Regions from separate parts of the Homo sapiens genome. Here region 2 is linked to region 1. The links are chromatin contacts, found by Hi-C or POLR2A ChIA-PET in ENCODE. All regions are on one chromosome and are shown on one strand. Each heading gives the region's core, a stretch centred on a gene start or an enhancer-like site at or near the end of the contact. The rest is flanking DNA. Distances are from core to core; before and after follow the strand shown.

Evidence for each region. Hi-C counts contacts between places; a loop is a spot of excess contacts on that map. ChIA-PET counts read pairs that join two places held with the same protein, here RNA polymerase II (POLR2A). Pooled maps may share reads with other maps.
Region 2: a pooled map shows a loop between it and region 1 (7-fold over the local background). The contact joins the promoter of SRP14 here to the enhancer-like site in region 1. A Hi-C loop is called at or near these places in 4 of 168 maps with a recorded cell type or tissue (PC-3, chondrocyte, endothelial cell of hepatic sinusoid and 1 more) and 3 of 50 pooled maps. POLR2A ChIA-PET finds 5 or more read pairs at or near these places in 9 of 52 experiments (AG04449, H1, MCF 10A and 5 more).

The regions. Positions count from the first base shown.
Region 1 is chr15:39,968,124-39,971,627 of GRCh38, reverse strand. All of the region lies in intron 9 of EIF2AK4 (eukaryotic translation initiation factor 2 alpha kinase 4), which reads right to left. Among named protein-coding and RNA genes, the nearest start is that of EIF2AK4, 36 kb to the right of the region's middle. Within about 2 kb of position 1,552, at least 6 of the 41 ENCODE cell types and tissues checked have a DNase peak (open chromatin) inside an H3K27ac peak, as active enhancers do; they include PC-9, where a contact is called at or near this core.
Region 2 is chr15:40,037,931-40,041,675 of GRCh38, reverse strand. SRP14 (signal recognition particle 14) reads left to right here and starts at 2,495. Exons shown (of 5, transcript NM_003134.6): 1 at 2,495-2,583; 2 at 2,728-2,800; 3 at 3,282-3,394. The coding sequence starts at 2,560. It overlaps SRP14-DT (SRP14 divergent transcript), which reads right to left and starts at 2,365. Exons shown (of 3, transcript NR_040060.1): 1 at 2,228-2,365. LOC124903471 (a long non-coding RNA gene) reads right to left here. Exons shown (of 2, transcript XR_007064596.1): 2 at 3,267-3,745. RefSeq lists a silencer at 2,292-2,501 and enhancers at 1,587-2,531, 2,582-2,761, 2,782-2,831, 2,532-3,477.

The DNA.
Region 1 (3,504 bases), core at 303-2,802:
CTCTTGCCTCAGCCTCCTGAGTAACTGGGACTACAGGCGTGTACCACCATGCTGGAATGTTTTGTTTATTTATTTTCATTTTATTTTATTTTATTATGAGACGAAGTCTTGCTCTCTTGCCCAGGCTGGAGTGCAGTGGCACTATCTTGGCTCACTGCAACCTGCAACCTCTACCTCCCAGGTTCAAGCGATTCTCCTGCTTCAGGCTCTCAAGTAGCTGGGATTACAGGTGAGTGTCACCATGCATGGCTAATTTTTGTCTTTTTAGTAGATATGGGGTTTTGCCATGTTGGCCAGGCTGGTCTTGAACTCCTGACCTCAAGTGATCTGCCTGCCTCAGCCTCCCAAAGTGCTGGGATTACAGGTGTGAGGTATCACGCCCTGCTGTGCTGGAATACTTAAAAAAGTAGAGATGAGGTCTTACTATGTTGCCCAGGCAGGTCTTGAACTCCTGGACTCAAGAGATACTCTCACCTAGGCCTCCTGCAATGCTGGGATTACAGGCATGAACCACCATGCCAAGCTACTTTCATTACAACGGCCCAAGTAGTACGACTTGGTAGCACTTGACCTATAATTAAAACAATATACTTAAAAGAATCAACTGTCGTTGTGAGTTCTGGACTTAAAAATCTATACATACAAAGTGGTGACAGCAACTATCATAAATGGTAACTTTTTTTTATGTTGCAGCAGTAAAAAGCAAGGTACTCCTAATTTCATAGCTTGAACAGGCAAAAAAATTCTAATAAAACCATTTGTATAAGATACCGTATTTTCCTTTAAATTTAAAATTACTTTTTAATTATATCATTAAAACATATATACCTTCTCCTTGCAAATATTAAAACATTACTGATAATGATAAAGCCTTTGACCAACCTCCCCTTCCAATTCTTTCTTCCACTTAGGGTGTCTCATTGTAGAGATTTTTCTATGCATTTATACACATAAACATACAACCATCCAAACAAAATAGTATTGTTTTTTGATTTTTTTAAGCAATATCATCTTATATACATTATTCTTCAGCTTGCTTTTTTCATTCCACCATGTGTCTTGGAGCTCTTTCTAAGCCAGTACTTAAAGATTTTTTTTAAACTTCTGTATAGGCGTGGACCTACCAGAATTTATTTACACATTCTCCTACTGTTGAGATTATTTCCAATTTTTCACATTTTCACAAAATGCTGCAATGAGCATCCCTATATATGCCCTGTTGGGTTTCTGAATTGCGTTATCAACTGTAACTCAACTGTGACATAAATGTTATTGACTTGAAAGTAAATCTGGATCAGAAAAATGTTACAGCCTACCTAGAATGCACAGTATTTTTAAGAGATTTATAGCCACCAAGATCTCACTTTAAAAATGAACTTCTCTGAATCAATAATTTTGGCAACAGGGTAGCCGTATATAGAAAAGGTTCAGCTTTGAACAAAAAGGGATAAAATGCCTGGCAACACCCACATTTCTTCATAGTTCTCACTACTGAGGATGGTGATGAAAACCAGCACTGACTCAGTCTGGGCCAAGTGCCAGGCACTTTATGGCTGTTAACTAATTTAATCCTCACAACCACCTCATGAGGTAGGCAGTGCTATTATCCCAGTTTCACAGAGGAGGAAACGCAGGGCAGGGGGTTAATTCACTCAGCCAGTAGGACATAGAGGTGAGACCTGAACCCAGATGTTTTGACTCCAGAGTCTTACCCATCACAGAGGCTGATTTGAAACAAAATCTTGCTCCAAAGGGTGTTCACTAATATGTAAAAATATAACTACAAATGGAAGGTTGCTGTTTTCATTCTTTGTGAATGGCATTTTTCTTTTGTTAACCAGGGCTGGACAGCAAAGTTCATAAAAACAGTTCTTGGCAGCTCCTTAACCAAGCACAGTCTATCAAACCACTCCAGGGAGAGAAGTATACAAAATAGTCTAAAGAAAAATCTTGTTAAAAGAATAAGAAGGCCATGCGCTATGGCTCACGCCTGTAATCCCAGCACTTTGGGAGGCCGAGGTGGGCGGATCACGAGGTCAGGAGATTGAGACCATCCTGGCTAACATGGTGAAACCCTGTCTCTACTAAAAATACAAAACATTAGCCGGGTGTAGTAGCGGGCGCCTGTAGACCCAGCTACTCAGGAGGCTGAGGCAGGAGAATGGCGTGAACCTGGGAGGCGGAGCTTGCAGGAAGCTGAGATCGTACCACTGCACTCCAGCCTGGGCGACACAGCCAGACTCCATCTCAAAAAAAAAAAAAAAAAAAAAAGAATAAGAAATTGTGCTGATCTCAAGTTTAAAACTGACAGAGCATACAGCTATTTAAGAAGAGAACTAGGAAAGTTTTACCTACCGAGCCCATTCATTTTGCTACTAAACGGGAAAGGAAAGGTACTTCTACTTAAACCTCCCAGTACTGTTTTTAACAACACATGATGCTATTGCTAACCTTGACTAAATTACTCTTCATCAATGAAGAAGGCAGAACACTAAAGGTGACATTTTGAAGATGGAAATGAAACTTTCCATCTGTGATTCTATCATCATATTTGTCATTTTGGCCAACCTCATTGTTAGGGTGCATTTAAATAAATATGTTTAAAGCTCCATTGCATTAAAAAGATACCATAAAAGATTTCTTTAGAAATCTTAATATTTTCATATACTTCAAGGCGAGAAACCAACATAAAGAATCAAACTTGGCCCCTTTCCACAACTGTATGTATGTGTGTGTATATATATATATATATATCATATTCACTTTACACAAAAACAATCTCAAACACAGGTGCAGCTACTTTCACATCTGTAATGGTAAGACCATCAGTGACAGAGCATAACAATGTAAACCAGGCCAACTGGCTACTGCGATAGGTGGAATAGGGAAAGAAATGTGAAGGGTAAAAGAAATGTTGCAAATGGAAGAAGTGAATAAAAGCAAATGATTGGGAAAAAGAAGGTAAAAAACAAAGAGTGTCAGAAAGGGAAGAAACCAGCCCAGGTCAACTCCTGCAGGATAGCTGGACCAGAGGAGCATCTGGAAAAATCCAGACTGAAGGGATCTTATCTCCCATTTAACAGAAACTGACAGAACTTAGCTCTGGCTTGGACTGAAAACAGAGGCAGGACGAAATTAGAAAACACTTAAGTGAAGGACCTGGACAAACATCTTAGGCCTGAGGAAACATCTCAAGAAGGGTTCTCCCAAATTGGATAAAACTTGGCTTTGTAATTAAACATGCACCTGTGATTTACAGGTATTGAAACTCCTCTGGCTAGACTAAGGAAGTTATTTGCATTCTACAACTTAAATGAATGAGACAGCCAATGAAGAATGGTTAAGAAGCACAAGGGGCAGAATCTCACTCCCAAAGCTGTTTTTGAATAAGGAGCCTCGTCTTTGACCCTTTAGGAACCAGAGCAAAGGTCAGTATTTGGAATACCTAGGGCATTTCTCACCATAACCATCTCTATTGACTTCCAAGAGTATCCCATCAGTCCC
Region 2 (3,745 bases), core at 1,246-3,745, 69 kb before region 1:
TGGGTGACAGAGTGAGACCCTGCCTCAAAAAGAAAAAGGAATCTGGGATGATTCATGGTTGTTTTTATTTGAGTAACTGGTCAGACGGTGGTGCCATTTAATAAATAGCAAAGATGTGGGAAGTAAAAAGTTTTGATTTGGTCACGTAATATCTGAGATGCTCATTACACATCCAGGTGGAACTACCAAGTGGACAGCTGAATATGCAAGTTTGGAGCTCAATACAGAGGTAAAAGCTATAATTAAAAATTGGGGAGTCATCTTCGCACACCTCAAGACTAGCAAAGATTAGAACAGTCTGGTGAAAACCCCTCCTATAGGGCCGCCAACACAAGACCACTTTGTGATGGCACCATATGAATAACCTCTAGCATGCGTGTCCAACCTTTTGGCTTCCCTGGGCCACATTGAAAGAATCGTCCTGGGCCATATGTAAAACACACTAACACTAATGATAGCTGATGAGATAAAATTTTTTTAAAAAGGGCCCATGCATAATTTTCATGATATCTGCCAATACAGATGAGCAAAAACATCCTCACATTCAAATGACTGGACACCCATGCAAGAGCCCTGGGCCTTGGTATTACTAGCTCAGAAGTCAAAGTCCTGGTTGAGAGCACCAGATTGACCCACGTTAGGTCATATGCTTGAGCCCAGGTGCTGAGGGCAGTTGAGAGAGTGACCCTCTGACCCTTCTATTTATTTATTTATTGCCTCTCACCAAAACCCACACAACAGGGGATTGCAAACAGGTTCAAATGCTGGAGAACCAAAAGCCAATACAGGTTGGCTACACAAGGTCATCAGCCTAGGGCAGGAAGTGGGCAACGGGCGCTGGCCATTTGGAAGAAAATGTGAAATCAGAGAGTGAACATATTTAAGCCATTAAGTTTGAATCTCCTAACTGGGCTCCTCATTTCCTGCCCTGTCTCTCTACAGTGCATTCTCCACAACACAGACAGGGGGATCTTTAAAAAATATAAATCAGATTTTCAGTGTTCTGTTGAAAACTTCCTTAACGAGTCTTCTCTTTGTATCTAGAACAAAATCCAGGCTTACTATGGTCACGGGCCCTACATAATCTGGTCCCCAGCTACCTCTCCATACTCCTTTACTCCTTGCTCCACAAGCCCTCCTCACCCCCACCCGCACCTGCCAGTCTTACAGACACAGGGCAACTTGTTTCCCCTTTGAAGGTTTTGCTCTAGCCGTTCCCTGTGTCTGAAACACTGTGTCCCTAGATCTTTGGATGGCTGGTCCTTTCAGCTTTCAACTCAAAGTTCTCCTTTTCGACGAGAACTCCCCTGACCCCAACCCAGGCAGTCCCCTTCCCACTCTCATTATACAGCCCTGCTTAGGCTGTCTCACGGAATTCATTATCTGAAGCTGTACTACTTACTTGTTTGCTTCATTGTTTATTTCCTCCCTGCCCCTTTAACCCAACTTCCAGGAAACCAGGAACTTAGCTTTTCTTATCCTGCTGCATCCCCAACCTCTACAACCGTGCCTGGCACAGACTGAGAGGCACTCAGCGAAAACCTCTTGTGTGGTGGAATGCTTGACTTTATAGAGGGCCCAGGGTTCAAGTTGGCTAGTGGCAGAGAGGGCTTACAACCTAGTTCTCCTGACTAATCAGAGGTAGAACTAAAGACTGGGCTCCAGCCCCTCATTTTTTTTTTTTTTTTTTTTTTTTTTGAGACGGAGTCTCGCTCTGTCTTCCAGGCTGGAGTGCAGTGGCGCGATCTCAGCTCACTGCAAGCTCTGCCTCCTGGGTTCACGCCATTCTCCTGCCTCAGCCTCCCGAGTAGCTAGGATTACAGGTGCCCGCCACCACGCCCGGCTAACTTTTTTGTATTTTTAGTAGAGACAGCGTTTCACCGTGTTAGCCAGGATGGTCTCAATCTCCTGACCTCGTGATCCACCCGCCTCGGCCTCCCAAAGTGCCGGGATTACAGGCGTGAGCCACCACGCCCGGCCCAGCCCTTCTGGCTAGAGCTGCAGGTCAGCGTTTAGGGAGAGTTTAAAGGATCTCTACAGGAACTTATAATGACAATAATGAAAAGAACAATAGCTGATACCTACTGAACACGCTCTATGTGCCAGGCACTGTTCTACGTATTTAATCTGAGTTTCATTTACGCTTCACGACCACACTGCGCGGTAGATACTATCATTACCCTTACTTTATGGATAAGGAAACTGAGTCACTGAGTTGTTAGGTTACCTGCCCAGCATACAGCTGAATATAAATCGTACGCTGCTATCAAAACTTTCTTTTGCTCTCACTCCGTCACACTGGCTGGGGTGAGACGATTTCTCGCATGTGACGACCCAGGACAGCCCCAGCGCCTCCGGGTCACAGGCCCCCGGACGTCCCAGGGCGCGGGCGCTAGGCGGGCGGGGAGGGGGGAGGGCGCAGGCCGGGATTGGTGGAAGAGAAGAGATTGGTGGAAGACAATGGAAGTCTAGTAGCGGAAGTCCCGCCCAGCCTAGGCCGAACTTCCGGCTCTCACTGCTAGGGGCTTAAGCGGAGGGAGTCGAGCCAGCGTCGCCGCGATGGTGTTGTTGGAGAGCGAGCAGGTATGGCTAGGCCTGGCCGGCCGAGGGAAGGGGGCGGCTCAGGCGTTACTCGAGACCTGTGCCTCCTGCAGGAGGACCAGGGCCTTGACGCGGCAGGACGAGGATTTGGGGCTGGCTAACGGGGCTGGGCCTGTTGTTTTCCAGTTCCTGACGGAGCTGACCAGACTTTTCCAGAAGTGCCGGACGTCGGGCAGCGTCTATATCACCTTGAAGAAGTGTAAGCAGCGGGAGGGGAGCCGGGCGATGCTCCCTGGGTTCCCGGTGTCTGGGAGCCACCGGAGTCTGTCTGCCGCGGACCGCCGCCTTCCTCTACCTTTCCCCACCCTGTACTGAGCACATTCGGGGCTTCGGGCCCGGAAAATAGTAGGGATTGTAGCTGGCTCAGTCCCCAGCACTGAGCCGCCTAGGTTGCTTCTGGTAACAATGGGCCCCAAGCAGCCCAGGGCTCTTTGTCAGGGATCCCAGACGCCGCCACTTTGAGTGGAATTTAACGTGCTTCGATATTACATGTTTCCGTCGTGGAAATAATAGTTTCTCCAGGGTTTCGCCAGACCGTGATAGCAGATGAGGTGTTTAACAAAACTAGAGCAGCGGGGCTGGGTTAGGTCATCACTTACCCCACTCCTCTGTTTTAACTGTTTGTCTGCCGCTCAGCCACGTACGCGGCCGTGTTCACCAGGATGCATTTTTTCCTTCAGATGACGGTCGAACCAAACCCATTCCAAAGAAGGGTACTGTGGAGGGCTTTGAGCCCGCAGACAACAAGTGTCTGTTAAGAGCTACCGATGGGAAGAAGAAGATCAGCACTGTGGTGAGCTTAATTTCTAAGGCTGTCTTTTGAAATGTAAAGACTTGAACTTAACAGAGGATGGGGCGTTTCTGAACCAGGCTTTTATTTGTTTTTCCCTTTTGCCCTGTGTGGCTATTTTTGAGACCAGGACCTTCCTATACTTTAGTAGTGGAAACCTCAAGAATAAAATAAGAAGGTAGAGGTCAGACAGTCGTTAGTTCTGCTAAAGCTCTTGTGGAAATGAAAGTAGCATATTGGTCCTTATTCGTAGTACTGTAAGGAGCAGCTGGCATAAATATTTGATTCCTTAGCCCCTTACTGTGCTGGGCCTTCAATAAGCAGTTTCTTGGTACCAGGTGATGCTATTATTTC